2 separate regions of the Homo sapiens genome follow, and region 1 is linked to region 2. Evidence: chromatin loops called from intact Hi-C (ENCODE). Cell type or tissue: sigmoid colon. All regions are shown on one strand. Each heading gives the region's core, and the rest is flanking DNA. Links, peaks and the distances in the headings are about the cores only.

The links. A loop is a pair of places that touch in the nucleus more often than their neighbours do. Peaks named below come from ENCODE experiments on the same cell type or tissue, not always from the same donor. Only the 100,000 strongest peaks of a DNase experiment are listed, where the experiment ranks them.
Region 1: it touches region 2 in a loop (1.9-fold over the local background); 1 of 110 quality-filtered maps calls a loop at or near these places.

Annotation. Positions count from the first base shown.
Region 1 is chr12:68,490,820-68,506,571 of GRCh38, reverse strand. No RefSeq gene overlaps it. Among named protein-coding and RNA genes, the nearest start is that of LINC02384, 47 kb to the right of the region's middle. In sigmoid colon, for the core only: no CTCF peak of the experiment used is centred there; no DNase peak of the experiment used is centred there.
Region 2 is chr12:68,396,517-68,412,268 of GRCh38, reverse strand. No RefSeq gene overlaps it. Among named protein-coding and RNA genes, the nearest start is that of LINC02384, 47 kb to the left of the region's middle. RefSeq lists an enhancer at 9,042-10,241. In sigmoid colon, for the core only: a CTCF peak has its summit at 5,822 (motif pointing left); a DNase peak (open chromatin) is centred at 5,978; H3K4me3 peaks cover 666 bases; H3K27ac peaks cover 1,751 bases.

The sequences.
Region 1 (15,752 bases), core at 7,936-10,435, 91 kb before region 2:
CCCTTTGCTCTTCCTTCATCTTCTGCCATGATTGTGAGGCCTCCCCAGCCATGTGGAACTATGAGTCAATTAAACCCCTTTCTTTATAACTTACCCAGTCTTGGGTATGTCTATTGGCAGCATGAAAACGGACTAATACAAGCTGTGTATAGACTAGGGACCAAACTCATGGGAGGGGTAATTTAAGAGCCCAGTACAGAAGTTTCTTAGGATTTCCATAGCTGTCTAATACTGAGGGGGAACAATTTTCACTTGCTTTTGAAGAATTCTTGCCAACAGTGATGGCAGTGATGATGAATCAGTGACTTTATTCTCTTTGGAAGGGCCTCTGGAAGTTTGTAGTCACATTTTTACTGAAATAATGTAAGAAAGATATAACAGCATTCAGCTTGGAAAGGAAGAAGTGAAACTCTATTCACAGATAACATGATTATTTAAATAGAAAACATGATGCAATCTACAAAAAAAAATTCCTGGAACTAAAAGTGACTTTAGCAAGGTTGCAGAATACAAGATCATACATAAAAATCAATCGTATTTTTATCTGCTGACAATAAATAAGAAATTGAAATAACCATTTGAGATAGTATCAAAAATATGAAATATATGGAGAGTAATCTGATAAAAATACTTGAAAGACCTGTACATGGAAAACTACAAAACATTGCTGAGAGAAATTAAAGACCAAAATAGAGAGATATACTGTGTTTTCAGATTGGAAGACCAAATAATAATATTAATTACTCAGTCTTAATATTGTTAAGGTAGCAGTTCTCTCTAAATTAATATGTAGATTTAATCCAAATAAAAATCTAAGCAGGTTTTTTTTTGTTGTAGAAATTGACAAACTGATTCTAAAACTTAGATGGAAATGCAGAGGACCTAGAATAGCCCAAGCAATCTGAAATGAAAGAACAAAATTGGTGGACTTAAATTACCTGACTTCAAGGCATATTATAATACTATGATAATCAAGACAATGTATTATTGGTATCAAGGTAGACAAATAGATCAATGGAACTGAATAAAGAGTTCAGAAATAGACCTACACGTAACACATATGGTCAACTGATTTTTGACAAAGGTATAAAGGCGATTCAGCCTCCCAAAGCGCCGTGATTACAGGCATAAGCCACTATGCCCAGCCTAGGCAAAAATTTCTTAGATGCAACACCAAAAACATGAGCCATTAAAAAATGGATAAATTAGACCTCATTAAAATTAATAACTTTTGCTTTTTGGAAGACACTGTTAAGAGAATGGAAAGACAAGCCGACACTGGGAGAAAATATTTGCAAATCACATAACTGATAAAGCACTTGTATCTAGAATGTATAAAGAACTTTAAAATCTGAGTAATAATAACAATAGTTTAAAATGGGCAAAAGATTAGCGCACTTTGAATTTGACACTTCATGAAAGAAGCTATAAGAATGGCAAATAAAAACATAAAAAGACATCCAACATTGTTAGTCATTGAGGAAATACAAATTAAAGCCACAGTAAGATATCATTACATATCTATTAGAATGTCTAAAATAAAAATAAAGATGACTACCCCAAGCATTTGCAAGGATGTGGAACAACTGGAATTCTCATAACCTGCTGGTAAAAATATAAAGTGGTAAACCACTTTGGCAAATTGTTTGGAAGTTATTTGAAAAGTATAATATTAATTAACCTACTATGTGACCCAGGCATTTTATGGCCAGGTATTTATCAAAGAGAAATGAAGACATACGTCCATACAAAGACTTGTACGTGAATATAGATAGCAGCCTCATTTGTAAGAGCCAAAAACTGGACACACTGCAAGTACCTATCAAAGAGGTGTATGAATAAACAAACTGTGGGGCATCAACACAATGGAATATTACACATTAGTAAAAAGGAACAAACTACTGATACACCCAACAACATGGATGAATCTCCAAAAATCATGGAATGTAAAAAGCCAGCCTAAAAAGAGTCTATACTGTATGATTTCATTTATATAAAATTCTATGCAAACTGAGCTATAGTGACAGAAAGCAGGTCAGCAGTTGCCTGGGGATGGGGCAGAAGGGAAAGATTCCAAGGAGTATGAGGACATTTTGGGGGTTGATGGATATATTCATTATCTTGATTGTGGTGATGTTTTCATGGGTGTATACATATGTCATAACTTATCAGATTTTACAGTTTCTCTTTTTTTTCTTTTTGAGACAGAGTCTTGCTCTGTCGCCCCGGCTGGAGTGCAGTGGCACAATCTCGGCTCACTGCAGCCTCTGCCTCTCAGGTTCAAGAGATTTTGATTTTTGCACCTCAGCCTCCCGAGTAGCTGGGACTACAGGCACATGATACCACGCCCAGCTAATTTTGGTATTTTTAGTAGAGATGAAGTTTTGCCATGTTGGCCAGGCTGGTCTTGAACTCCTGAGCTCAAGTGATCCACCCAGCTTGGCCTCCCAAAGTGCTGAGATTACAGGCGTGAGACACCACCCTGGCCCAGATTTTACACTTAAACAGTTAATTTTATGTCAGTTATGTTTCAATAAAGTGGTGTTAAAAAAGAGATATTGTAAACATGTAAAAATAGGTAACGTGTGAAATATTGGTTATACCTACTGAATCTGCATTTCTCCAACTGATAACCTTCAAATCCTTGGACCTGGTCTCAGCCTAAACTTCCAGCTGTATCTCCTAGTGACATCTTAAATTCCAGTTAAAGGAGACTGTTTCCTGAATAGATGTTAGCTTTTCTTGGGCATTTTGTCACCCTGACATGAGCTGCCCACCATCTTCTCATCCCCTCACCAGATGGGATCTGAACTCCCACAACGCTTTGCATCTTTCTTTACGGTACTCATCACTCTATGTTACGGCTTACAAACACGTTTCTTACCTCCCCTATAAGCTGAGAGATTCTTGAAGGTAGTGACCCATATATTTATTATTTATCCTGGTACCCCAATGGCATCTTGGAGAATGTCTTGTAAGTAGTAATGATAAATATGTTTAACTGAAGAGTTTTTAAATACTGTCCAAAGGATTGAAAACGTTTCACTGTGCTTAAAAATATGAAACCTTTCCTAATTGTGGTGCATGCAATCTTCATTCACATAAGACTGGGTGAGTATTTCTCTTATATTTAGTTTGCTTGATGTCTTAAGCTGTCACAAGTATCTTTTGATACTTATGATCTCTAGTGACATTTTTCATTACCTAAGTATCAGTAGCTATTCCTTGTAGTAGATTTGCAATTGCTTAATGATCACTCTTATAGTGCAGCAGTCCCCAGCCTTTTTGGCACCAGGAACCAGTTTTGTGGAAGACAATTTTTCTATGAAATATTGGAGTAGTGGGAAAAGGGTTGCGGGATGAAACCGTTCCACCTCAGATCATCAGGCATTGGTTACATTCTCGTAAGGAGTGCACAACCTAGATCCCTTGTGTGCGCAGTTCACAGTAGGGTTCGTGTTCTTATGAGAATCCAATGCCACCACTGAAGTGACAGGTGTGACAGGAGGCAGAGCTCAGGCTGTAATGCTGGCTCACCCATAGCTCACCTCCTGCTGTGTGGCCCGGTTCCTAACAGGTCGTGGACTGGACCCCTGTTACAATGTGTACACTCACATTTTGAGCAAAATGGCATAGGTCGTAATGCCTATATAGTAGAGAAAAATAACAAAATTCTGTTTGTGAAATATTTCTTTGTATTTTTTGATCCCATGATGACATAATAAAACCCAATCCCTGTCTAAGAAATAGTTTGAGATAAAATCTAAGAATAATTTTGTTGGAGAGTTAAGGTGAACAAGAAACTGGGTTAAAAGGAGAGCTTTATTTCAGCTTCATATATCTGACAAAATTGGGAAATTGGATAAAAGGAACTTAGGAAATTGTACTGAATGAAAATGTACTGATATTTTGTATTCGTTCTGATGTAAAAGCATCTATTTCCCTCACACAGAGATGGACACATAATGGTCTCAAATCTAATGGAAGTGCTCATTTCCAAGGGTATTGTAGTTTTGAAATGAATTTGTTTGAGGATTCTAGGTCTAATTTCACATTGTTAAACTCTAAAATTACAGAAGCCTTTTCCAAAGTAATACTTGAACCTCTGAATGGCCTCATGGTGCACCTCAAGCATAGGCTTGTTGTATACAAAGTTTGATGGGCTTGTTTGCAATACAACAAACCCTTCAATGCAAAACATTCAAATCCTCCTCTCTATAGCAACTGATGCCATATCTTAGCTCTTGCCTTTCCCATGGGCTAGATTTCTTTTTCTTTTCCTTTTTTTTGAGACGGAGTTTTGCTCTTGTTGCCCAGGCTGGAGTGCAATGGCATGATCTTGGCTCACTGCAACCTCCTGCCTCCCAGGTTCAAGCAATTCTCCCTGCCTCAGCCTCCCGAATAGCTGGGATTACAGGCATGCACCACCACGCCTGGCTAATTTTGTATTTTTAGTAGAGACACGATTTCTCCATATTGATCAGGCTGGTCTTGAACTCTCGACCTCAGGTGATCCACCTGCCTTGGCCTCCCAAAGTGCTGGGATTACAGGCGTAAGCCACCGTGCCCGGCCTTCCATGAGCTAGATTTCTTCCTTCACTCATGTAAGAGCTTGGCCTGGGTGATGAAGTGACAGCCACTAAAAGTTTCTAAAGCAGGTAACAGGGCAGAGGTTAAGAGTTCAGGGTTTGCAGGTAGACCTTGGTTTGATTTCTAATTCTACCATTAGTTCTGTGGCTCTGATCTGGTTATTTAACCTACTAAGCCTTAATTTCTTCCTCTGCAAAAGGGGTCCCGTGCGTGTTAAGAGCTTAGCATGGTGCCTGGCACAGAAAGCACACATCAATATATATTTATGCTGTTAATATTATTAACAGAAATATCTTAGTTTTACTTCAAGAAAATAGCCTCCTTTGCTTTTTATGCATGAGTCACAAATTGGGAATTACTTATTCACATTGTTATTATAAAATAGCTTTATTGTGCTAATTTTAAAAACCTGATAGTTTGGATGGGGACAATTTTCTTAAAAACAGCTCTGGAGAATTTGGTGGTTGTGTATCTAGTGTTAAAAAAGCCAGCCCAGCTTTGCCACAAAGACACAAATATCAGTGGCTCCAAATAGATACACAGATGGCCTTATGGAGCCCCAGATATTGTCTTACTCAGTTCACTGTGGGCAGGAAGAAGACCTGTTTTTAAGGAGAGGGAAGACGACTATAAGTGGTTAAAAATAGGATGCTTCTCCGTCCTCTCTCTGCTACTTTCACCCTCCATGTTTCCGACTATCCCCATTTTCCCTAAATTCCTCTTATCATCTCTGTACATGTTTCCCTCCTCCTTTTCTACTCTAGAAATAGTACATATTATGAGAGAGCAAATACTTGACACCATCCCCAGAAAGTCAGTGGTGGGGATAATGCATTTTTAATCCCAAACACCTGGCCTCCTTTTATTTGCCCACCGGAATGAGGTTTCTTGATTATTCAAAAAAGTCCTCTTACGCTGGTGCTCACAAATGAGTAAAAAGGTTAATAAATTTCAGGTCTACTTAGTAATCCAGGGAGATAGAAGTCTGCAAACAGAGATTTTTCTTTTTAGGTTGAATCTGACATTATGAAAAGCTACCCATCTTTTCTCATACTCAAAGTATTTACCCAAGCTTTAAACACTGGGTAGCAAGAGTGTGGTGAAGGAGCTAACATTAATCGTGGGACCATTTTGCGGAATCTCATGCACATTATCTCATTTAATTTTCATGACAATCCCTTAAGGAAAGCAACATCGTTCCCATATGACATAAGTGAGGACAGGAGGGGGCTTTGACATATCCTATCACAGAGAGGCCCATGCCGATGCAGTTTCTTTAAGCCCTGCTGATCCCTTGTAAAATTTAGTCATCCTCTGCCGCCGACCTCCCTCATCCACACAGTGGTATCATGCTGCAATACTTTGATACAAGTGCCTCTTTGCCACTGTGCAATGCCAGTTATGGTGAGATATAGCTCCCATTTCCAGCCACCTTCTGTGGCCAGCCAATTCATGAGACCATGGACAAGTGCAGACTCCATCTTACTAGGAGAGGAGACAGTGGAACTGATAGCCCCTCCCTCAGCAGTACAAATACAACATCTGTCTCCTCAAAGCTATTTCCTCTGCTCTGGTTATGTAGAGGCAGGCATGCCAGTGCCTTTATGTTGACTGGGGCAGTGGAGGTGGTGGAGGATGATAGTGGGAGGTAAGGAGAGTTTTCTGAATTGATACCTCTCAGTAAACCCTGCATGGCCATGGAAGGGGTACCTGGTGGTTTTGGTCTTTGGTTACAATTCTGGGACAAGAGCATCACTTACACATGGATTATCAAATTTAGCTCTTATAACAACCGTATGAGGAAGGTTTGTTCATGTAATATAGTAGTTGCAAACATGGGCTTGGGCTTTAATTACAGGTCTTATATCATTCACGTCAAGTTCAAACATGACCACTGTTGTGCCTATTTCCTCTCTGTATCATGGGAAGAATGATAGTTCCTACCTTATGCTATTGTGAACAGTAAAAGAGATAACCTACATGGTAGTAAATGCTGTGTAAGTGTTTGCTATTGTTATTTTTATTTTCCAGATGAGGAAACTAACACCCAGATAGGTTCATAGCTGTTGAAGATCATATAGCTAATATGTGCCTCTAAAAGCCATGCTCTTAGCCATTCCTTCACGGTGGTGTTACTTAGCCTTTTCCACATTCTGGCACACATGGAAAAAATGTGTGGTTATAATAATGTTATTACTCATACACAGCATTGGGGACAATTAATAGGATAGCTCAAATCTTAAGGTAATTGGTCTGGGAGGCCCTGACTGTGCCAGGTCCCCTCTGATTAACTGACACTCTGGCTGTACTGGAGCAGGGAACAGAACCTGCTTCTCCAGGCCAATAGTTAGGTAAGTCTTCATGGAGAAAATGATGTCTTAGGTGTGGCTGAAAGATTAGTAAAATTTAGTAGCAAAAGCAAAGGATGAGAATGGGGAAGTGGGGAAGTCTGCTTAATTTTCTCCTGTAGAAAATGGAGATCATGGTAATACCTGTTTCACAGGTTAAAAATGAAATAAAGGAACATACATGGAAAAGGCTTTGTAAGATGTGATATCAATGTTAGCTGTTACTATTCTTGAGGTAAATGAATAAAATATTTAAAACCGTAAAAGTGAACAGGGCATAGTGGTCGCAGAGATAGAACACTGCTACCAAACATTCACTTGGGGAAAGTTTACAGCTTTAATAGGACTCGTATCCTTTCATTCATCCATTTATTCATTCATTCTTAACCAAATAAAAGTGAACATAAGCATTCTCCAACATTTGTTATGAGGCTCAGCCTATTTTCATCAATAACTGAAGCAAGTAGGAATAAGATCAAGAATCCTATAATCTCAAGCCAGGTGTGTCTCTGAAGTCCATAGTAGTTTGGCCATATCTGGGAAATGGCATACCAGGCTGTCTCTATGTGATAGTCCCAGGGCTTCTTGGGTGAGGACTTGTCCAGAGGGGCAAGGCAGCTAGGCAGAAGCAGCTGGATCCCAAAACAAAGCTTCGATCATTGGAGGGAAGGGGTTTGGGGCTGTCACTCAGGTTGTCTCTGGCTCAGGGAGGGACATCTGCATCCTGTAGAGGGAGCATGGGAAGGTTGTGAGTAAAACTTGCACTGACAGCGTTGTCCATCCCTGGGGTCCAAGGACATCTGCCTTGGACCTCCTGCCCTAAGCTAGAGTAAGCCAAGAAAAAAGAAGGGAAGCGAGAACTTCTTTCCAACTATGCAACACAATACCGAGACACCTTGCCACTCTGAGGGCTCCATGGCATCAGCTGTGGTAGGAGATGTCAGCACCTGCTGGAAATGGTGGCAACCAAAGGATGGAGGCCACAGAAGAAGAGAGAATAGCAGGTGCTATGTGGATGAGAATCAGATTTATTTACGGAAAATATTCACAGAGTGATTAAGGACAAAAAGTAGGAAAACATGGGTTACATACAGAACAAGGCAAAGATAGTTAAACCTTGAAACTTTTCCTAAGTCTTCATAGCCAATTCATTTCTGTACCCTTCAGCTACATACATGTTGAAATCCAAGATGAGCTCTGTAGACCAATTCATCTCAAAATATTATTTAAGAAGTTTTTTTTATTTTCATAGAGAGTTCATTTAAAATTTGTCCAACTTTGACATTTTCTTTTCTGAATTTGTTGTAAAATTCAAGTTGGGTAATTTACACAAATGCATCAATATTTTAAAAGCTACCAATCTTACACATGCAAAAAAGAAGGTTTACAATCTTCAGTAATCTTTAATGTAACACACATTCATTATATATGAGCTCTCAAAGGAGAAACTTGCGTTGTTCGGAATCCTAAGTGCTACACGATGGCGTCTTTGGGAAACTTAAATACCACACATTTGCTTTGTAAAACCATCGTTGAGTGACTTTAGTGGATTAACCCTGAAAGTCATCATGACTGTTTTGTCTTTAATAATCTGGACCAAGCAAAAGGAGAAAAGTTTCTATGATGGGACATTCTTGTGGTCACAGTTTTAACAAGATATACTGCTTGAAATTTGCCTGTGATGCTGGAATGCTCATTAATTCTCGGAGAAGCTGACTCATTCTTTGTGGCTGAACTCAAATGTCACCTCTTCTGTGAACTAGTCCTCAAAACCTCGAGCAAGATTAATTGCTCCCATGGAGGTTGGTACATGCCTTTGTTATGGCACCGTTATTACATAGTGTCTTAGCTAGTCATGTGTTTTTTTACCCAATAAACTATGAACTTCTTGGGGTCAGGAAGGGTTCTTGGCAAAGGAGGCACCTAGTAGACATTTGTGGAATTAGAGTACGTATCTATCATCAGTAGATACTACATTTAAAATATGGATAGATTTGCACACTTGTAAAAACCAAGAGAAAAGTGTTCAAGGAGCTGTTGCCATCCAGATGTAGGACAGAAAAACGAATTTTGGGACGTTGTAATCTTAAAATTCCTTTAACTGGAGAGATTCAAGAGAAGTCAACAATATTTTGAGGTGAATGACTGAGTTAGTAAATGAAAGTTTCTCTTTATCCGGTGGGTACTTGATTAATACCTACATTTAAAGCTATCATTCAGGGGAGGGAAGGGGATGGGTCTGGTATTTGTCGAATTACTTCTGCCTACTAAGCTCTGTACTAGGAAGTTTCCATTACAGGATTTCACTTTAGGTGCAACCATCCTGCTGGTTGGGTTCTATCATCTTTTTTTGTCAAATGGAGAAACAGAAACTGCAAATTACTCAACTTGTATTTTCAGAGAGATTTAGTAATGTGAACAAAGTCATTCATCTAGTAAGTGGCTGGACCGGAATTCTAACGCAAGTCTGAAAAAAAGTCTTAGCATATACCTATACATATTAGGAAAAAAGGGAGAATTCAGCAGTTATTATGATAAATGAGGGGCAGCCCTCATCTTGTAGTTTACACTTACCCTCTTAAATACGTATCTAAGGAGAAGCGGGAGGTGGGATGGGGCTTGGATTAGGCAATATGTATGGTGGTTAAGCAAGTGGACTCAGAGTTAGACAACCTGGGTACAGAGCCTGGTTCTGTCTCCTTTTAGTTGTGTGACCTTGAGCAAATTATTTACCTTCCTCGAGCCTCAGGTTCTTTAACTGTAAAAATTGGTGGAGGGGAATACTCATCATTTCTATCTCACTGGATGTTGTTAGAATGAAATGAAAGAATGAACATAAACACTTAGCCAAGTGCTTGGCACACACTAATGCTCAAGACCTTATTATCATAATTATCCAATGCTCCATATTTACTACCCAAAGTCAACAGATAATTGCTTATCTTCCTACTTTCTTAATGTTTGGTAAATGCAGTGTTAAAGTGGAAGACAAGTCCACTCAATAGATCTGCAGCCAGAGTATTGGGTTTGGAATCATTCAATCGGAGTTTGGTTCCTGGTTCAGCTTCGTAATCTTGTCTAGACACGTTGCTCAGTTTCTCTGGACTCAATTTTCTTACCTGTAAAATAGTGATCAAAACTATACCTAGCTTACAGAATTCTTGCCAGGCAAGAATTGCTAAGACAAGGAGTACACGAAAGGGCATTTAAGCTAGTCTAAGAGAGTCAGGAGGATCTCCTGGAAGGGAATGAAGCCCAAGTGGACACCTAGAAAAGAAAAGAACTTGTCAACTATGATATACACTTATGTCAATAATACATTATTATTTAAATAACATAAGTATATATAACTGACATTTAAAGTTATTTTGGACTGTATTTCCCATTTTACTGATTTTTCTTCAGATAAAACCTTTGAATTTCATTAAGTTTTAAGAAGAGAAATGCCATGATTTATTTTTTTTTGGTAGATTGTAAGTATCTCCAAAATTTGGTCCATCATTTTCCTAAAGATGTTTCTAGTGAAACGCTAGTCTTCTGCAATATCTTCAATCATCAACTGTGTAAAGTGAGAACTAAAATAAATATAGACTGAAACTCTTTCTTGCTTTCATATTGAATGAGATAAGTGCATGAGCTGAGAGAGAGGGAGAGAGAGAAAAACACATGTTTACATCTTGGATGTGATCCTGAGTTATTCCCTGGATATAAATAAGACACTTTGAAAGGCACATTAACTTTTCCAGGTCACGAGGGTTTTCATTAGAATGCTGGACTATAAATAGTTCCCTAGTGAGGTAAAGGAAATGATGCCCTATTCCTTCTCACTCCCAGAGTTCTTAGCACACTGGAGAACAACATTCTTTTGCAAGTGTTTGGCTTACTATGTGCTGGTATTGTTTATAAGGTCAAATTTTGGATTAACCTTTTGAGATTTAAAATAAAATCAGACAAGGGAATCTTTGTGAACATTTTATTTCTTAGGGAAAATTATTTTACATGGAATTTACCTAGTGTACCACATAAAAATTCTTAACACAGAGTATCTCGCACAGTGTAAAAATATATTTCCCTTGAGTAGCTTAAATGTCATCATGTTTGGTACAAAATAGGAAATACTTCATTCTGCAAATTACCTTGCCAGAGCTTCTCTGCTATGATCTCATACATAACAGTGATATCTATATAGAAAAGGATAATTGAGGAATTACCTGGTGAATTCAAACAACAGCGTCAGTCACAAGTGATAATTCAGATAGTATTTTGTTTTGTTATCTTTTATTGTTAAATTTTTTTATTGTTATTATTTTTTAAGAAACAGAGTCTTACTCTGTCGCCCAGGCTGGAATGCAGTGGCCTAATCATAGGTCACTTGCAGCCTCGAATTCCTGGACTCAAATGATACTCCTACCTTAGCCTCCTGGGTAGCTGGGACTACAGGCATGTGCCACTATGCCTGGTTAATTTTCTTTTTCTTTCTTTTTTTTTTTTTCCCCCTTGTTAATTAAAAAAATTTTTTTTGTAGAGTTGAGTTCTGGCTGTGTTGCCTAGGCTGGTGGAAAACTGCTGCCCTCAAGTGATCCTTCTGCCTTGGCCTCCCAAAGTGTTGGAATTACAGTGAGCCACTGTGCTTGGCCTGTTTTGTTACCTTTTTAGAGCAAGATTATCTGTCTAAAGAATTAAAAAATTACCTATACTTATTTCAATGTATTTTGTCTGAAGTATTTCTGGGAGATGCATTGAACAGGCCACATTGGGATGAAGTGTGTTTGTTAGAATAGTAAGATCTGGCACATGGCTGGTCATGTCAGGTTTTTGCTGGATTATAACTGCTTGAGGACACAAACTGTATCTTATTTATCTTTGAATCCCTCTGGTGTCTTGAATGTAGTAGGCATTCTCTAAATAGTTATCAAGTTGATTGAAATTCATTTTGTTACGAAAATAATTTCTGGGCCTCCTAGGAATCAGACAGTGTTTGAAAAATATATCCCTCAATGCTCATTATTACATTTGGTTTAGTTTCTCGTGGGGACCCATATATGTTATTGAAACATAAAATATATCTGTAATAGGAAAATATGGATGTGACAAGAAAAGTAGCAGCAAAAATTGGGCAGCAACCTTTGGTAAATATGAGTAAAATCGATGCAGACCTGCTGACCTAACAGAATTCTTACAGATTTAGAGTTTTTGGAAACTGTTTCCACGGTTCTTGTACATTATACAGTTTGTCTTACTTTTCTCTTTTGACAGTTTTATTATTAAGTAAGCCAGAAAATGAGATGAGGAGATGCTTATCTCTCTCTCTCTCTCTCTCTCTCTGTGTGTGTGTGTGTGTGTGTGTGTGTGTGTGTGTGTGTGTGTGTAAACAAGAAGCCAATACAATTTCATCTCAATAAGATGAGCCCTGCTTAGGAGGATAATGACCATTAATTGAGAGACTAATATGTACCAGGCAGTCTTTAAATACATTAACATAGTTAATGCATACAACAACCCTATGAGGTACCTGTTATTTCCATTTTTAAAGTTTATAAGCTGATGTTCAGAGATGTTTAATAATTTTCTCAAGCTCACATAGTTAGTGGCTGAGCTGGGATTCACACCCAAAACTCTTTGACTAGTGAATCAGTTTTCTTCCCCTGTATTGTGCTTGACACAGAGGAGGCACCCACGCACGCTTATTCTTAGCAGTGTCAAAACATCTTTTTTTTGGGGGCACCATTTGTCTGTAATTATTACCTGTAGAATCTTTCTTTGAGCCTTAAAGCCAGATTAAGGCTTTGCTTATGTACAGCAGTAAAATAGTCCAATCTTAGCTTCCAGTACTGGCGATATTTTCTGGAAAGTCGGTAACTGGACAAAAGTGAGTCACTTTGAATAAAAGAAAAAAAGTGAAATAGGGTGTTTAAATAAATAAATAATAAAAAGTGAAATAACATTTTCATGTGTTTGCTTCTACTCAGAATTCAAATTGCTCAATTCGTTGCATTAGGAAAAGACAAAGGATTAAACACCCTCATATAGTTTTTGAGACAAAGTCTGGCTGTGTCGCTCAGGCTGGAGTGCAGTGGTGCAATCACAGCTCACTGCAACCTCTGTCTCCCAGGTCAAGCCATCCTCCCACCTCAGCCTTCTGACAACTGGGACTGCAAGTGTGCACCACCATGCCCATGTCTGGCGAATTTTTGTATTTTTAGTAGAGATGGGGTTTTGCTATGTTGCCCAGGCTGGCCTCAAATTCCTGACCTCAAGTGATCCGCCCTCTTTGGCCTCCCAAAGTGCTGGGATCACAGGTGTGAGCCACCGCACCTGGCCTCACTTTTTAAACTATTGAATTAGTATCCTAGAGTTTTTACTTTCAGGCAGTAATAAAGACACCCTATGGAAGAGCTGCAGGTGGAAGAGGTTGAGAAGGATTCTGTGTTTCATGAGTTGATATAGGGGTCAAGGTAGTATTTTGTCTGGGGAGGAGAATGGCGATATAAGAGAAGCATGAGCTAGTTTCTAGTCAATCTTCTTTCCTATGCACACAGGATAATTACAAAGTTAAAATTAAAAGACAATTTACCTATCTGACTTTTTTGTTTCAGTGATGTCACACTCAGAAGCAGTTAAAATAGCAGATAAGGAAACCCCTGGGTCTGTTGAGATCTAAACAACCTGTTTCTTTGTTGTACTATGTACCAGGTAAGGTGGTAAACAAAAGAAGCACAGTTCCAAACCTCATGGAGCTTATATAGTCAAGGCATGGAAAGGCAATATTTTCATATAATAGTATGTAAGAACTTTCAAAGAGACATTGCAGTCAAAAAAGATTCAACTCCAAGGGTGAAAACTTGCCTCCAAAAGGCTCCTGGAGCCAGGCTACGGCTGGAAGTGTTCAGAGGGACTGTGGGAAGACAAGATAATTGAAGGAAAAATAAGGGCTCCAACTAGTTTAAGGTATTGACATCAGCAGGAGATTGCACCGCACCTAACTGGGGTTACTGGTGTTATTAAGCAATACAGACTGCCTGGGCATTAAAAACTGACTGGAGTGGGTACCATAGTGGTTTAATGCAAACTACCTTCATTGGTAACTTGAGGTAGGTATATCTGAACTCTAGCAGCTGATCACATCCACTTTCTGTGAAAAGGCTTTCATAATACTTTTTAAAAAATTATTTATTTATTTAGGTACCAGTAACAGCACATAAAATTAATCATTTTAAAGTGAATATTTTGGTGGCATTGAGTGCATTCACAATGCTGTGCAACCGTCACCTCCAGTTCCATGACATATTCATCACTCCAGAAGGGAACCCTATAGGTGTTAAGTAGTTGTTTCCCATCCCCCTTTCCGCCTGTGCCTCATATCTACAAATCTGTGTTCTGCCTCTGTGGATTTACTTTTGCTGCATACTTAATATAAATGGCATCATACAATAGGTAACCTTTTGTGTCTCACTTTTTTCACTTAGCATAATGCTTCTGAGGTTCGTCCATGTTGTAGCATGTATCAGTACTTCATTCCCTTTTATGGATGAATAATATTCCATTATATGTATACACCACCTCTTGTTTATTCATCCACTGGCAGACATTTGAACTGTATCTCCCTTTTAGTTATTGTGAACAGTGCTGCTGTGTACATGGGTATACAATACATGTACTTGTTTGAACACCTGTTTTTTAATTCTTTTGGCACTATACCTAGGAGGGAAATTGCTAAGTCATATGGTAATTCTACGTTTAATGTTTTGAGGAACACCAAACTACTTTCTCCAGTGGCCAAATGACTTTACCTTCCAACAGTATATTAGAGTTTCAATTTCTCCATATCCTCCCCAACACTTGTTTTTTGCATTTTTTGATAGCCATCCTCGTGGGTGCGAAGTGGCACTTCATTGTGGTTTCGATTTACATTTCCCAAGTGACTAATGGTGAGCATCTTCCCATGCTTGTTGGCCATTTGTGCATCTTCTTTGGAAACATATCTATTCAAGTCCTTGGGCCATTTAAAAAATCATGTTGTTTGTGGTTTTTTTTGTTGCTGAGTTGTCATAATAATTTGTGAGCCATGTAGTTTAACTATGTTATGTTCAAATCCAACACCCAGAGCTGTCTTAGCGATGGGCTTGTTGGGAGGTGTGGGCAGGGAGAAGGAACATAGGAGAGGTGGAATTTCGTGTGTGGGTGAAAGGGGGTAACGTCAAGATTCACCTTCCCTCATAACTCAGAAGAGGAAGTGCTAACTCTGGCATGGCACTTTGATGGATTTGCCTTCCTAGAATCTGTGATCTCAACTTCATTCTCACCGTCAATGTCTGGCTTAGTAGTAAAGATCTACCATTTTTGAGTGCACTGCACACAAATTATCCTACTTAAGCTTCATAGTCATGCTGGTTGGTGCTATTATTTTAATTTTGCAGATTACAAAAATTGAAGCTTGGGGAGATTATGTAACTGGTCCAAAATCACAACTAGGGCAGGGTGCGGTGGCTCATGTCTGTAATCCTAGCACTTTGGGAGGTTGAGGCTGGCAGATCACTTGAGGTCAGAAGTTCAAGACCAGCCTGGCCAACTTGGTGAAACCCCGTCTCTACTAAAATACAAAAAATTAGCTGGGCGTGGTTGTGCATGCCTGTAGTCCCAGCTACTCGGGAGGCTGAGGCAGGAGAATCACTTGAACCCGGGAGGTGGAGGTTGCAGTGAGCTGAGATCAGACCACTGCACTCCAGCCTGGGGGACAGAGCAAGACTCTGTCTCAAAAAAAAAAAAAAAAAAAAAATCACAACAAGATGGAGGTTGAATGAGTAGAATTCCTTT
Region 2 (15,752 bases), core at 4,617-7,116:
GGAAAGCTCTTGAGGATGAATATGATTTTGACAGTCAGAGACAGTAGAAAGGTTATGCACCAAAGAAAGTATGGCCTAAAGAGAGGCCTAAAGATGAGTAATGTTCATATATAAACTTTCCATTTCAGGTCCTTTATCTACATTGGGACCTGTACTTCCCTGTTTAGAAGCTCCTCTCTTCAGCTCTCTATATATTAAAATCCTAACCACCAAGGACTTATATAAAGAGATTGAGTGGATGTGTTAAAAGGGTGAGATTGTTGATACATTTATTCTCTTTTCTTATTTAGTTGTGTTTTTCTTTGTAAGTAGGATTGTATTATAGAAAATAATTATTTTTTAAAAAGATATTGTACCTACCTCTCACGGCCAACTTAAATCCTTGCTCCTTAACATAAATTCCTGACTATCTGATAACATTAAATTTGAATTGGAAGTGTTAATGTGAACTCCTGATTTAAAGGCGGTGTGTGTGTGTGTGTGTGTGTGCATGCGTAGGCTCTGTCCACTGTAAGAGTCTAGAAGCAATAACGGCTCACCAGCAAAGAGAATACTTACTGGTCTCTAAATAGCATTTTCTTTTCTTCTTGTTCTTTTTTTTTTTTTGAGACAGCGTCTCACTCCATCGCTCAGGCTGGAGTGCAGTGGCTTGGTCACTGCAGCCTTGACTTCCTGGGCTCAGGTGATCCTCCCGCCTCAGCCCCCGGAGTAGCTGGGACTACAGGCATGTGCCAACATGCCCAGCTAATACTTTTGTGGTTTTTGGAGACACGGGGTTTCACCATGTTGCTGGTCTCAAACTCCTGGGCTCAGGAGACCCTCTCGCTTTGGCCCACGAAAATGCTGGGATAATAGGTGTGATCCGCCATGCCCAGCCTCTAAATATCATTTTCTACTAAAATTAGCCAAGGTTCTTTGGAGGTCTGGGGCAGGGAAATATAACTTAAACCAGGTAAGCCTAGACGTACCAGAGTTCCAGAAGGAAAGTCCTCCAAGACTAACAGGGGCCTATCAAGGGGTTAGCTTGAAGGAGCTCTCACTGACTAAATTTGGGACGATTTGGGCATTAAGAAGAAAAAGCGAAGAGAGAGAGAGAAAGAAAGAAGAAAAAGGAGGAGGAGGAGGAAGAAGAAGAGGAAGAGGAAAAGGAGGAGAAGAAAAGCAGCAGTTTAACGTTCATTTGGCTCTCACTTTGACAACTGATATATAAAGGAGAAGAAGTGAACATTAACTCCCTCTTTTTAGGAAGAACTGTAGGTTTTCTCCATTTGAGGAAAGATTTCCTTCCCAAACAGTGCTAGGTAATAAATATTTTCATTTGAATCATTTGAACCTTATGAAATGGTTTATATTAAACTTTTTTTTTTTTTTTTTTTTTTTTTGGAGACAGAGTCTCGCACTGTCGCCCAGGCTGGAGTGCAGTGGCGCGATCTCGGCTCACTGCAACCTCTGCCTCCCGGGTTCAAGAGATTCTCCTGCCTCAGCCTCCTGAGTAGCTGGGATTACAGGTGCACACCACCACACCCAGCTAATTTTTGCATTTTTAGTAGAGACGGGGTTTCACAATGTTGGCCAGGATGGTCTCTATCTCTTGACCTCGTGATCTGCCCGCGTTGGCCTCCCAAAGTGCTGTGATTACAGGCATGAGCCACCGGCACCCAGCCTCAACTATTTTTAATGTATAAAATTTCACATGATTTTCATTCCATATCCAAATATGGGAAGAAAAACTCAGAAAAATCAACATTTTGCAACTCCCAGTGAAATGACCGATTCAGGGAAGAATCATCCATGGATGCTGAAACAATTACGTGAAAAATTATTGGAGCAAAACCGTGAATCCCCCTGGTGCCAAGTGTCTCCTGCTGGATCACTTGCTGATTGCAAAGTGAAAACACACCTTTACATCTCAGTAGGGAGATGTGGCTAGCATTGCTTTAACGGAGGGGTCAAATTGAGCTTGGTTAATGGGTGAGACAACCTAACATTTCGTTTCCCCTGATGTGATGCAATCTGAAGTTCACAGCATGACCTATAAAGCATTCTAGCCAAAAATGTCAAAGTTGCGTGCTCATCATTCTCCATTTGCCCTTAGAAATCCATTCAGCACCTTTCACCATCCTGCCCTGCACCCCTGGAGACTCCCCCCCTGCAGACTCCATTGCCCAGGCTCCTTTGCTTTTTGGCTTCTAGTTAGATTTGGCCAACGCAGGGGTTCCAACAGCCGTTTTGAAGGTAGAGGAGAGAGATGTTGTGGTATTTGTTCCCCACCACCCCACTCCCTGCCCAGGTGCAGTTTTGGTGGTGCCTGTGTTGCTGCTACATCCATGGCTCCTGGTGGGGACCCCTCTCCCAAAGCTCCAGCTCCTGCAATGCTTCAGTAACTGCACTCAGCTCAGGCTGTTGTAGACCTAGGGCCAGCAGTCCCACAGTGCCTCACCATCGCTTGTTCCCTATGCCTGCCCACACATCTGTAAATAGTCCCTTCATTTCACATCCTTCAGTTAGACCCTTTGAGTATGCCATCTGCTTCCGGTCAGGACAATGATTGATTCTATCTGAATCAAACCTGTCCTTTATTTGAACAGGACATCAAGTCTAGAAAAACAAGTTAACACCTTGAGATAACAAACAAATCCAGAATTTGGGACCATTTACTAGTCTGGTTCTTTCAAAGGTCAATGTTATAAAAAAAAAAAGTAGAACTCTTCCAGACTAAAGTAAGCTAAAGAGATATAACTATCAAATGCAATGTATAAATCTGGTTTGCAAAATCATATTATACTATATCCTATACCATATTTATTTTTGGAACAACTAGGAAAATTTTAATATTGACTAGATTTTTGATGATATTAAAAAATATATGATAAAGGTATTATGGATTTTAGGCAAATGTCCTTTTTAAAAAGGTGCATAGTGAAGGAATAAGGCTGACTACCTTATCCTTATACAATGACTGCAACTTCCTTTAAAATGGGTAGCAAAATATTTAGATAGGTAATATGGCAGAATATGAACAGGTATTAAATCTAACTGATGGGGTCATGGTGTTCATTGTACCATCCTTTCAACTTTTCTGTTTGAACATTTTTACAATAGAATGAAATAGTGGAAAACATTAATTAAAAAAAAAAAATGAAATTGCTAACCTACCCAGGAACGATTTATTCTTTTCCCAAACGGCTACAGTTTTTTTTTTACTTATACTGTTCATTTGCTTTTTGTATGTTCCTGTTCCAACAGATTGTCAGCTCTTGGAAGGGAAGGACTGGGCTTTGTAATTCTTTTTATACCCTACAGGGGCTCATGTAAAAGTTTTATTATTATTATAATTATTAGAGACAGGGTCTCACTCTGTCACCCAGGCTGGAGTGCAGTGGTGCAGTCATAGCTCACTGCAGCCTGGAACTCCTCGGCTCAAGCGAGCCTCTTGCCTTAGCCCCCCGAATAGCTGGGACTACAGGTGTGTGACACTATGCCTGGCTAAATTTTTTTTTTTTTTTTAGATGGAGTCTCATTCTGTTGCCCAGGCTGGAGTGCAGTGGGGCTATCTTGGCTCACTGCAAGCTCTGCCTCCTGAGTTCAAGCGATTCTCCTGCCTCAGCCTCCTGAGTAGCTGGGATTACAGGTGCTTGCCACCACGCCTGGCTAATTTTTGTATTTTTAGTAGAAATGGGGTTTCACCATGTTGGCCAGGCTGGTCTCAAACTTCTAACCTCAAGTGATCCACCCACCTTGTCCTCCCAAAGTGCTGGGATTACAGGTGTGCTAATTTATTTTTTTTTATTTTTTTTTTTTTTTGAGACGGAGTCTCGCTCTGTCGCCCAGGCTGGAGTGCAGTGGCGCGATCTCGGCTCACGCTAATTTATTTTTTGTAGAGATGGGGTCTCGCTATGTTATTCAGGCTGGTCTCAGACTCCTGGGCTCAAGTATCCTCCAGCCTTGGCCTCCCAAAGCGTTGGGATTACAAGTGTGAGCCACTGTGCCCGGCCGTTTTAAAATCGATGTGAGCCAGTCTCATTGTGCACAAACATAGGCATGTGTGGTCAGAAGGTTTCTATTTCTTTTTTCATTAAAGGAAGGGAAAAGGCTCAAAAAGGTGAATGGGATGCAGAGAAGTGCAATTTGGACACTTTCTTGGAATTATCAAAGAGCAGTTTTGGGGTCCCTTCCTTGGAGCCATTGAAGACAGATGGCATAGAGTCTGATACCTCACAATACCCTTGAAAGTTTTGCAATTTCAGACAAGCCGTTGAAGAAACTGGCTCCCAAAAAAGATTCAGGTGCATTCCAACTTTACAGTCTACTCCAGCCAGAGAGAAAATCAGGATTAGATTAAGCCTGAATAGAGAAAAATTAATTTTGAGTAAACTGCTTAATGAGATCTAGTCTTGTATTTATTTAACTTACTTGAAATAGTATGTCAACACATAAAAATTAATGAGGCAGGCTGGGCGCCGTGGCTCACGCCTGTAATGCCAGCACTTTGGGAGGCCAAGGTGGGCGGATCACGAGGTCAAGAGATTGAGACCATCCTGGCCAACATGGTGAAACCTGGTTTCTACTAAAAATACAAAAATTAGCCGAGCATGGTGGTGTGTGCCGGTAGTCCCAGCTACTCATGAAGCTGAGGCAGAATAATCGCTTGAACCTGAGAGGAGGAGGTTGCAGTGAGCCGAGATCGTGCCACTGCACTCCAGCCTGGCGACAGGGTGAGACTCCGTCTCAAAAAAAAAAAAAAAAAAAAAATTAATGTGGCTGGGCATGGTGGCACGTGCCTTTAGTCCCAGCTACTCAGGAGGCTGAGACAGGAGGACTGTTTGAATCCAGTAGTTCAAGTCCAGCCTGCAAAACACTGTGAGACTCCATCTCTAAAAACAAACAGACAAACTAAAAAACAGAATTAACATAATTCTCTTCCTGGCTAACATTTAATCCTTTTTGCCCTGTAAACCTGCTGAAACCTCCACGGTGGGCCAGGGCAGAGAGAGAAGCTCTCAATCATGTGGCAGAATGTGTGTATGTGCATGAGACAAATCCTGTGGATTCCTCACACAAACACTACCTCCTACCCTATTTCCAGCTAAGAAAACCCTGATTTTCAGGTATCAGGTGCCCATACTTTAGGGAAATTGTTGTCATCCTGTTCATTTGTCAATCTTTGGTTAAAACGTGGGCATGTGACATAATCAGGCCAAGGAAGTTGGGAGGGTGAGAGTGGGGGTGGTGGATTTTCTATGAGGTTTTCAGAAAAAGTTTCTCTGCTCTTAAAAAAAAAAGATATATTTGAGAAATAGACCCTTTTTGTTTCTAAATGTTATCGTATGAAGATGTGATGCAGCATTAATCCGCTGCTAACACCCTCGCCAAAAAATGAAAAGCCCTGATTTGTAGCATTTGTCTGTTTCCATTTCTGTGGTGTAAATTCTCCCATTATGGCCAATTTCAAGCTCTACAACTGACTGGCAAAACTCCTAAATATTTAGCAATTGGCTCTCAGGAGCCTCTGGGAACCAACTTCAGCCCACCATGGTCACTGAGAGCTGCAGAACTCAACTTGTGAAAAGAGTAGGCATTGTGGTGGGGATGGCGGAGCAGAAAGGTGAAAGACTCTAGGTCCTTAATGACACTTGAGAGCCATGAAATTAACCAACCCTGGAATCTTCCTATCTCTGGACTTCTTATTACATAAGTTAAATAAAGGTACATATTGGTTTAAGGCTGGTCAAACTGGTGTGTATGTGTGGGGAATCTGGGCTTGATGTAGCCAGTGTAGATATCCATGGGTTCCCACCTAGTGGAGGGAGGGGAATGCAGCAGGGGAAAAGCTGAACGCTGGATAATGGAAATGTTCAGTTGGTCAGGAAGAGGGGGACAGCAGAGGAAGCGGGGTGGGGAGGACTATCCGTGTTGAAACAGGACTCTGGCTGCTTGCTGAGAGGAACAGGATGGTGGCTGTGGGCCAGCTGGGCTGTCAGGGCCCTTGCCAAGGAGGCTGAAGTTCAGGGCAAGGCTCCAGCAAGAGCAGGCGGCTGAGTGAGAGTCAGGAAGTCAGGCAGAAGCCCAGGGTTGGGAAGGGCTGCCCTGCCGGGTGCTGCAGATCACAGTACTGTGGGATGGAGGGAAAGGGATGCATGAGAGAAGGGGAAATGCAGAGAGAGGCAGGAGTATAATTCCAGAGGTCTAGACTACTCACTTGCCATAGGATGGGAAAGGGCTTTCAATGTCCACTAAGGCAGAGTCAGAATTCGCTCAGATGCTGAGCAGCTGAGGCTGAAGGTTGGGGATGCTTTCAGCTGAGGCTGAAGGTTGGGGATGCCATGGATCAGGCTGAAAAATGCAGAAGAAACCAGCATCTTCTCCAAAGCTGCCTTAGAGAATTTTCTTGGTGATTTTAGAGAATTGCTGTCTACCTATCTTCCTAGACCTTCAAAAAGGGGCATCACTCCTCCCTCCTATTGTCACAATCCCTGGGGTCCTGAAATTCACTGCCAAGACTTATGTTTGGCCTTCTGAAATATGCTCCCTCCTTCCTTGTGTGAAGAAATTTGTTTGCCTGCTTGTGGCAGAAGCAATTTCATTCCTGTTGTGAAATGCCCCTTACTTGCAGTGTGATTTCTCCTGTTATTCATTTACTCCTTTTCTTTATTTTCTCTTCCCATCCATTTAGTAACCCACCCACAGGTCTATTCTTCTTCAGCCCAGTGCCATTCATTGAATGACTACCTAGGAAGGACTTTTATAATTGAATTTTATGGAGGAAGTAGGTGCAGGAAAAATGAAAGCTGATGTGTCAACAACATTCTCTGGGGATTTTCAGAACATTATTTTCCTCTCTGACTTAGCTGGGAAGCCAAAGGGCAGGAAACTTGGCTTCCTTTGCACTCTGTTACTGCTGGAAGTCATGGTTAGTGATATTAATTTATTCAGTGGGCTGAGTTCTGTGACAATATCATTACCAGGGAGTAATTAAGGGTGGGATCAAACAGGAGAGGAAACCCTCAAAAGTGAAGTTTTCCCCAGTTCATGCTGCCTCCTGCAATCTAGGAAAGTTTGGCTTATTTTATGAGCATCTCCCAATTTAGTGAGATGCTTCAGAGAGTGAATAAAAGGAATGCTTTTCTGCAATGCAAAACCCATCATAAAAAGTCACTAGACAATTATAAAAACGGAAACTATTTGGAACTCATTTAATAGACAAAAGCTAGCTAATTTTCTTTGTAAGTAAAGAACTCCTAAAAATCCATAAGAAAAAGACCAATAGCCCAATAAAAAATGTGCAAAAAAGTCCATAGAAAATGGAACACGAATGTTGTTTAAACATATACAGACATCCATTTTTCATGTATTAGATTGGCAATGACAAAAAATTAACAACACACTGTGTTGGCAAGAATGTGAAGAGACAGGTGCTCTCATATATGACTGGTGGGAAAATAAATTGGTACTATCTTATGAAGGGTTATTTGGAAATATTCTTATGAACATCTATATGCTTTGACTTATTAAAGCCAGTGCTAGGAATTTATCCTATAGGTTTAGTCACATACATAGAGAATGAGATGTTCACAAGATTGCATATTGCAGCCTTGTTTGTAATAGTGGAAGATTGAAAACAGTCTAGATATCTCAATAAGTGATTATTTAAATAAGTTATGCATATTCATATAATGAAATATGATATAGCCATAAAAAAGAGTACTCTTTAATAAAGGAGGATACTATCTTTATATATACACCTTGAAAGATCTCCAAGATATTTTAAGTGAAAAAAATTAAGGTGTAGAAAATTGGTCAATAAAAGAGGGGAGAAAAAATACTTACACAAGACATGCCTGTATTTGCTTCTTATGCATAAAATATGTCCAGGAGGATATCCAAGAAATTGATAATATTTTGTACCTTGGTGAGAGGAAATGGGTGCCTGGGGCATAGGGTAGGGGAGAGAGTGTTTCCTTTTAAACCTTTGTTCATTTTGGAAATGTACTGCTAATTCAAATTAGTAAATAAAAATTGTTTAAGAGAAATGCTGGACACATTACATCAGAAATGACCTAAATTCACCCAGTCTGTTCTATGTCCTTAATTTTCCATTTCAGCCTCTTTTATTATTGATTGTTAGTAGCTTTCCATCTTCATCTTTACATTTTCTCTGTTCCTCCAGGTGCCACACATTTTCTCTCTGCTTCTGTCCTCAGTTTGCCACCTGATTTCCCCTGCAGTTGTCAAGTAACTGCCTTTTTAGCTGGATATTACTACACAGACCTCTTTCTGTGTGCCAGACTGGGATAATCATCTCAATCCTTTCTTCAACACCTCCTCCCCTAGAGAGCAGAAAATAAAGTTGTGGTTGGGAGTTAAGCCAGAAGCTGGCTATCCTTGCAGGGTACCAGGCAACTGCCAGAGTAGATAGTAACTTATGGCATATATGTTGCTAATGGTGGATGAGGTCATTTCAAGAGCTGGAATTGGGAAGAAGGATAAATACATACATGGAGGAGCAATAGAAGTCTACCTTATGGAGCATGTGGAAGTGAGTATTGAAGTTGAGGTTCAAATCCTTGCTCTGTCACTTACTGGTTATGTAAGGCAAGTTTTCTTAGCTTAACTTCTCTCCTATGTAAAATGGGTTCTATAATGGTTAATGTGGCTAAGACTGCGGGGCTGGCAGTTAACCCCAATCCATTCTTGTTTTCTTTTGTGGTAACAGATATGTGGGCACATGGCTGCTAACATATTTTCAAGTCTCTCTTGCTGTTAGACATGATCAAGGAACTAATTCCCTGCCAGTGGAATGTGAGCAAAGTGTGTGTCATATTCAGCTCTGGGACATAAGACTCCTCCATGTTCTTTCCCCTTCCTACAAGGTGGAACTCAGAACAACCCAACCTTGACTGTGGAGACAAGAGCAAGATCATAGGGGTTTCAGAGTAATGATCTGGGAGGAACCTGGTTCTCTAAATGCAGATATGAAGCAGAGCTGCCTGTCCACCTGGAACACCTGCCCACTGTTAGATGAGAGAGAAATGAACTTAGATTTTTAAACCATTCCATCATTGTTGAGTTTCCTTCTTATGGCAGAATAGCTTTACCCTAATCAATAGAGTTAAGTCTTTTTATGTTGTGAGTAATAGAATACTCAACTCAGACTAGGTAAATTAATAAGTGGTTTTACTTGGCTCCCATATAAGAGGAAATTTTAAAAGGACGGAAAATTTTAGGGTTTTTGATTTGGTATTCAGTGATATCATCAAAAATTGATTTCTCCTGTCCCTTTGCTCTTTCATGAAGTCAACTTCACTCTGGCGCTGGTTGCCCTTATGAACAAAAGTTCTCTGAGAAGGAATTTGGAGAAAAGGCTTCATCCTTGTAAACAGTTTGCAAACTGAGGAGATCATAGCCGTCTGCGTGCATTTCAGTGAACAAAGAGAGCGTTCAGATTTTATAGCAAAATTTCTTGTCTGGGATCCCAGTCAGGTCTGTTTATGCAAATAAAGGATTCAAACTTGCATGGTTCTGATTAGTCAACACTGCTGAGTTCTGATTGGTTGATACAGCTGAGCCCTGATTGGCGGGGCAGGTGAGCTCTGTTGGTTCAGGTCAGAGCTGAAAGTCCCCAAGTTAAAAAGGTATGGGTTTTCAGCGAACTCAGAGGACTTGTGTGACCTTTAGTCAGCAAATAGCATCTTGGCTCCATTTTAAATTTAGGACCAGTTAGCCACTCAGGATTCATCTGAAAGGCTGGGTCTCTCAGGTTCACATTGGTTCATTTCTTGATGGTGGCAAAAGGGCTATGGCAATTCCAGGCTTCATGTCAGCTCCTTCTAGAAGGAGAGAGAGAGAGGAAAAGTTTGCACAAGTGAGCTACTTTCCTACACCCCCAGAAAACTTCTTATTGGTTTGAATTTGGTGATATCTCTTCCCTGAACTGTGACCAGGGAATGGGCTTATACCGATCAGCTTAAGCCCTAGCCACTTATCCTATCCCTAGCAGCAGGGGTAGGCCAGCTTTTCTAGAACATGCGGGCCATGTGGAGGAGGTGTGGGTAAAAATTGGAATGTATGGTAGGGAAATATCACATATCCACTACAGGAATGTATTTATTGTTTAAGGATTAAATGGAGTGAGATAACATATAAAGGGCCGAGCACAGGGTTTGGCACAGAGGAGGTGGGTACTGATTGTTAATTTACTCTTCCTTCCTCCATCTAGTTAGCTGTGCAGCAAAGTGGTACGGCGTTAAAGAAGATTCCCTGTTTAGGTTTCTCAAGGCTGTGTATTTGCAGGACCAGTGAAACAGGATTGTGATGTGCACAGAGAAATCTCTTCTCAGTTTCAAGATTCCTGTCCCCCATAGCAATTATTGTCAGGAATCGCCCAGGGGGAGCACCACCACCTCACACTCAGTTCCCAGGAGAATTAATATAAGACTTGGCTCCACCCTTCCGGAAGCTCCTTTCCACAATCCTAGATGATTACTGGGCCATCAACTTTTTGTTTGTTTGTTTGTTTGTTTTTGAGACTGAGTCTCGCTGTATCACTCAGGCTGGAGTGCAGTGGTGTGATCTTGGCTCACTGCAACCCCCGCCTCCTGGGTTCAAGCGATTCTTGCTCTTCAGCCTCCCCAATAGATGGGATTACAGGCACCCGCCACCACGCCTGGCTAATGTTTGTATTTTTAGTAGAGATGGGATTTCACATGTTGCCCAGGCTGGTCTCGAACTCCTGACCTCAAGTGATCTGCCCGCCCTGGCCTCCCAAAGTGCTGGGATTACAGGCGTGCGCCACCGCACCTGGCCAACTTTGAAAGACGCAGGTTTGAGATTCCAGAAGGGGCTGCCTACCCAGCATCTTGTGTTACTAGTTAGTGCTTCTTCAGGTGGGAAGGTGATTGAGAGACGTGCCTGGGCCAGGTTAATGGCTTCTCCTCCATGCACTTGGTTAGAGGCTGTATAATGTAATGAAAAGGTTCTGGACATGAGTCTGAAACTTCATTTTACCATCACTATCTGTGTGATTTTCTGTAATTTAATTCTTTTTGCTTTAGATTCCTCATCTGTAAAATAGGGCCTTGACTCTTGCTCTACCAGCCGTTTAGGGTTGTTGTGAGGCTCAAAGAAATATTGTATTTGAGAGGACTTTGTAAATAGAAAATAAATTTTAAATAACAAGAGTTGGCTAACATAATAATGGAAATACTTTTCTAGGACCTAAATTTCTGCATACTAAGGATCACCTGGGGCTTGTGAACAAACTAGCTGAGAGAGAACAGGCCAAGTGGGATATTTTTGTTCATAGTGACAGCTGATAGGGCTAGGTTTAATGAACAATTATGTATTGATTACCTAGGTGTGTTTGCTACTGGTGTTTTACATGTTAGCTGCTAATTTAATCTTATTACTAACTGTATAAAGTAAATATTATCATACTAGTTTTATAGGTGAGGAAACTAAGCCTGAGAGTGGTTAAGTGCCTGTGCCAATATCACACATTTAGGAAGTGGCAGGCCCGGATTTTAAAGTTAAGTCTGTTTAGCCACCAAGGCAAATGAGGCCATCAACTGATTCAGGCAGGGAAAACATGACCACCCACGATGCTGTATCCAGGTGGACTAGCTTATAAGACAAGGAGACATTCATCCAGGGGCTTATAATAACTCTTTCACTTGCCTATTCATCCATGTAATCCACAAACATTGACTGAGCACCTCTCATGTAACAGGAACCGTGCTAGATTTGTAATAAAACGATGAAGAAAATAGAGTTCCCAAGGGTTCAAGAAACATCGCTGCAGCAGAGTAGCTTGTCAGACATCCCATTTATCCTTAGTTCAATCCTGTTAGGAAAATTGCTCCTATTGCTTGGCCAGTATTAAAGTTTTAAACATTATTGTTCTGTAGAAATTATCTGCTTACACTGCTTCCTGCCAAAGAATGGCATAAGTCCATAAAAACTGAAGATCATACATCCAGTGATTTCTTTTCAGAGGCAACTGCACAATGGTTTTGAAATGGTAATAATTGCCTATTGCTCTCTGGATTATCTTATTGTCTGGCAATGGTTATGAAGACAGCGGAGTTTTAAGAGGCCATTCAGTAAGAGTGACAGAAGGAACTATTTTTTAATTTTTCTCTGACTCTCAAAGTGAGCATCGAATTCAGAGCCCATAAAGGTTTGAAAGAACCTCTGTGATAAATTCAAAGTTCTTAAAGTTGAAGGGAGACTGAGTTATAAAATAATATAGAAAACTAAAGGTGTGGCTCATACATAAGTGGAGTGTTGTTGAAGGATCCTGAGTGAAATGGAGATGGGCTGGGTGAGGCTCACGATTAAAATAGCTGCTGAAATGAAGTTTTGCCTCTTAATTTAAAGGTGCTATGCTCCTCTCCTTTGCCAAGTATTGTGCAAATAAACATCCCAGTCTGAAAAAATTCTACAATTGTATATGTCCATACCAATGCTACTTGATGACAATTTCTTTTGAGGATAAAAAGCATATTTTGTTAAGCACCTACTAAGGACTGGACACATGAAGTATTTTGCTCATTTAACACTCACCACAACCTTGTGAGCTAAGTTGTGTTTTCACCATTTTACAAAGTTCTTTCCTGTACTCAGATTTGTTGATTCATTCAACAAATATTTTTGAAGAGCCTACTATGTGCCAGGCATGCTTTACATGCTCGGATATAGAGCAGTGAACCAAGCTACACATATCCCTGCCTCCATGAGCTTTTGTTTTAGTGGGTGGAGATTGAACTAAACAAACAAACAAACAAACAAACAAACAGACAAACATAATATTCAAGGCTTTGGAGATTAGTGCTATAAAGCAAGTAATGGAGTAAGTGGGAAGAAATACTAGAATGGCAGAGGTAGGATTTTGTGAATTTATATAGGATAGTCAGTGTATTAGTTATCCATTGCTGAGCAGCAAATTACTCCAAAACTTAGTGGCTTAAAACAACAAACATTTATTATCTCACAGTTTCTGTGGGTCAGAAACCTAAGTATGGCTTAGCTGGTGTCTCCACTTCAAGGTCTCTCAAGAGGATGCATTCAGTGTGCCAGCTGGAACAGTTGGCAAGATTCAGTTCATTGCAGCTTGTTGGACTGAGAGAACTCAGTTCCTTGTTGGCTACTGGCTGGAGGCCTCCCTCAGCCCTTGTCATGTGGGCCTCTCTTTATGGCAGTTCACAATATGGCAGTTGGCCTCCCTCAGAGTGAGCAAGCAAGTGAGAGAATGAAAGTGTGTGTCCAAGATGGAAGGCACAGTCTTTTTTGTAACTGAATCTCAGAAGGGACACCCCATCATGGCTGCTTGATTCTGTTTGTTAAATGTCCAACAACGATAGACTGGATTAAGAAAATGTGGCACATATACACCATGGAATACTATGCAGCCATAAAAAATGATGAGTTCATGTCCTTTGTAGGGACATGGATGAAACCGGAAACCATCATTCTCAGCAAACTATCGCAAGGACAAAAAACCAAACGCCGCATGTTCTTACTCATAGGTGGGAATTGAACAATGAGAACACATGGACACAGGAAGGGGAACATCACACACCGGGGCCTGTTGTGGGGTGGGGGGAGTGGGGAGGGAGAGCATTAGGAGATATACCTAATGCTAAATGACGAGTTAATGGGTGCAGCACACCAACATGGCACATGTATACATATGTAACAAACCTGCAAGTTGTGCACATGTACCCTAAAACTTAAAGTATAATAATAATAATAAAAAAAAGCAAGTCACTAAAGCTAGTGCATACTCAAGAGGTGGGAATTACACAGGGTGTGAGTACAAGAAGGTGGGAGTCACTGGGGGGCGTCTTGGAAGCTGTACTACCATAGTCAGTAAGACTTCTCTGGCCGGGCACGGTGGCTCACGCCTGTAATCCCAGCACTTTGGGAGGCCAAGGTGGGTGGATCATGAGGTCAGGAGTTCAAGACCAGCCTGGCCAAGATGGTGAAACCCTGTCTCTACTAAAAATACAAAAATTAGCAGGGTATGGTGGCGGGCACCTGTAATCCCAGCTACTTGGGAAGCTGAGGCGGAGAATTGCTTGAACCTGGGAGGCGGAGGTTGCAGTGAGCCAGGATCACGCCACTGCACTCCAGCCTGGGCAACAGAGTGAGACTCCATCTCAAAAAAAAAAAAAAAAAAAAGAGTTCTCCAAGGAGAGGACATTTGAACAGAATTCTAAAGGAAGTGAGAGAGCAGGTGCTACCTCTCTGACCTCATCTCGTACTGGTCTTTCCTCAGCCTTTGCACTGGTTATTTCCTCTGCCTTTCAGTTAGTGCAAAGGCTGAGGAAGGGCTAGTACAAAATGAGGTCAAGGAGGTAGCCCTAGACTAGATGAGATAAAGTTTTATGTGGGTTATAGTGTGGAATTTGGATTTTACTTTCAATGAGATGGGAAGGCTTTGGAAGTTTTTCAGCAGAGGAAATGACGCGACTTGACTTGTGTTTTAAGAAAATCACTGTGGTTGCTGTGTGAATAGTTTGGGGGAGTGGGAATTAGCAGAAACAATGAAAGAAGTTAGGAGGCTATTGTAGTAATACACTTGAATGATGATTATGGCTTAGACCATAGATAGTAGGGGAAGTGTGGGAGAGGTTGTTGGATTTTGCATATATTTTCTAGTAGAGCTGACAGGATTTGCTGATGGTTTAGATGTGGGGTGTAAAGAAAGTGAGGAGTTAATGAGGACTCCAAGGTTTTTGGACTTAGCAACTGGAAAAATAGAATTGCCCTTGATTAAGCTGGAAAATACTGATGGAGGAGCAGATTTTGAGAGAGGAAATATAAATAAGGGATTTTGTGCATGTTAATGTATGCTTATTAGACATCCAACTAAAGATGTTGAGTTGGCAATTGGCTATTTTAGTCTGGAGCTTGAGAGAGTGGACCGGACTATAAATATTAATTTGGGAATTCCCAATACTAATAGGATATTTAAAATCAATGGAATAGATGAAGCTACGGCAGAAGTGCGTGTAGACTGAGAAGTGGAAAACCCTGTGGATTGAAATCCAGGGGCACTTCAAGGTGTGGAAATTAGGAAAATAAAGTCAACAAAGAAAACTGACAAGTCACTAGAAAGAGAGGGAGAACCAAGAGAGATTAGTGCCTTGGAAGCCCCGTGGAGAAAGTGCTTCATGAGGGAGAGAGTGATCAACTTTGTCAAACACTGCCAATAAGTCAAACAAGATGAGGATTGATAATTAACTATAGATTTGGGAACATGGAGGTCATTGGTGGCTTTGATGAGTGCTGTTTCAGTGGAGTGGGAGCACGAAAGGGGAGCAAGTGGAGAAGGTGAGAACTGAGCTTTTTTTTTTTTTTTTTTTTTGAGACAGTCTCGCTCTGTCGCCCAGGCTGGAGTGCAGTGGCGTGATCCTGGCTCACTGCAAGCTCCGCCTCCCGGGTTCACGCCATTTTCCTGCCTCAGCCTCCCGAGTAGCTGGGACTACAGGCGCCTGCCACCCCGCCCGGCTAATTTTTTTGTATTTTTAGTAGAGACGGGGTTTCACCGTGTTAGCCAGGATGGTCTGGATCTCCTGACCTCGTGATCCGCCCGCCTCGGCCTCCCAAAGTGCTGGGATTACAGGCGTGAGCCACCGTGCCCGGCCTGAGAACTGAGGTTTTATGAGAAATTGATGTCTTTTCAAAAATTGGTTTACTGAACACATGCATTGCAACAAGCTCCCCTGTGGTGTTTATTAGAAATATTTATT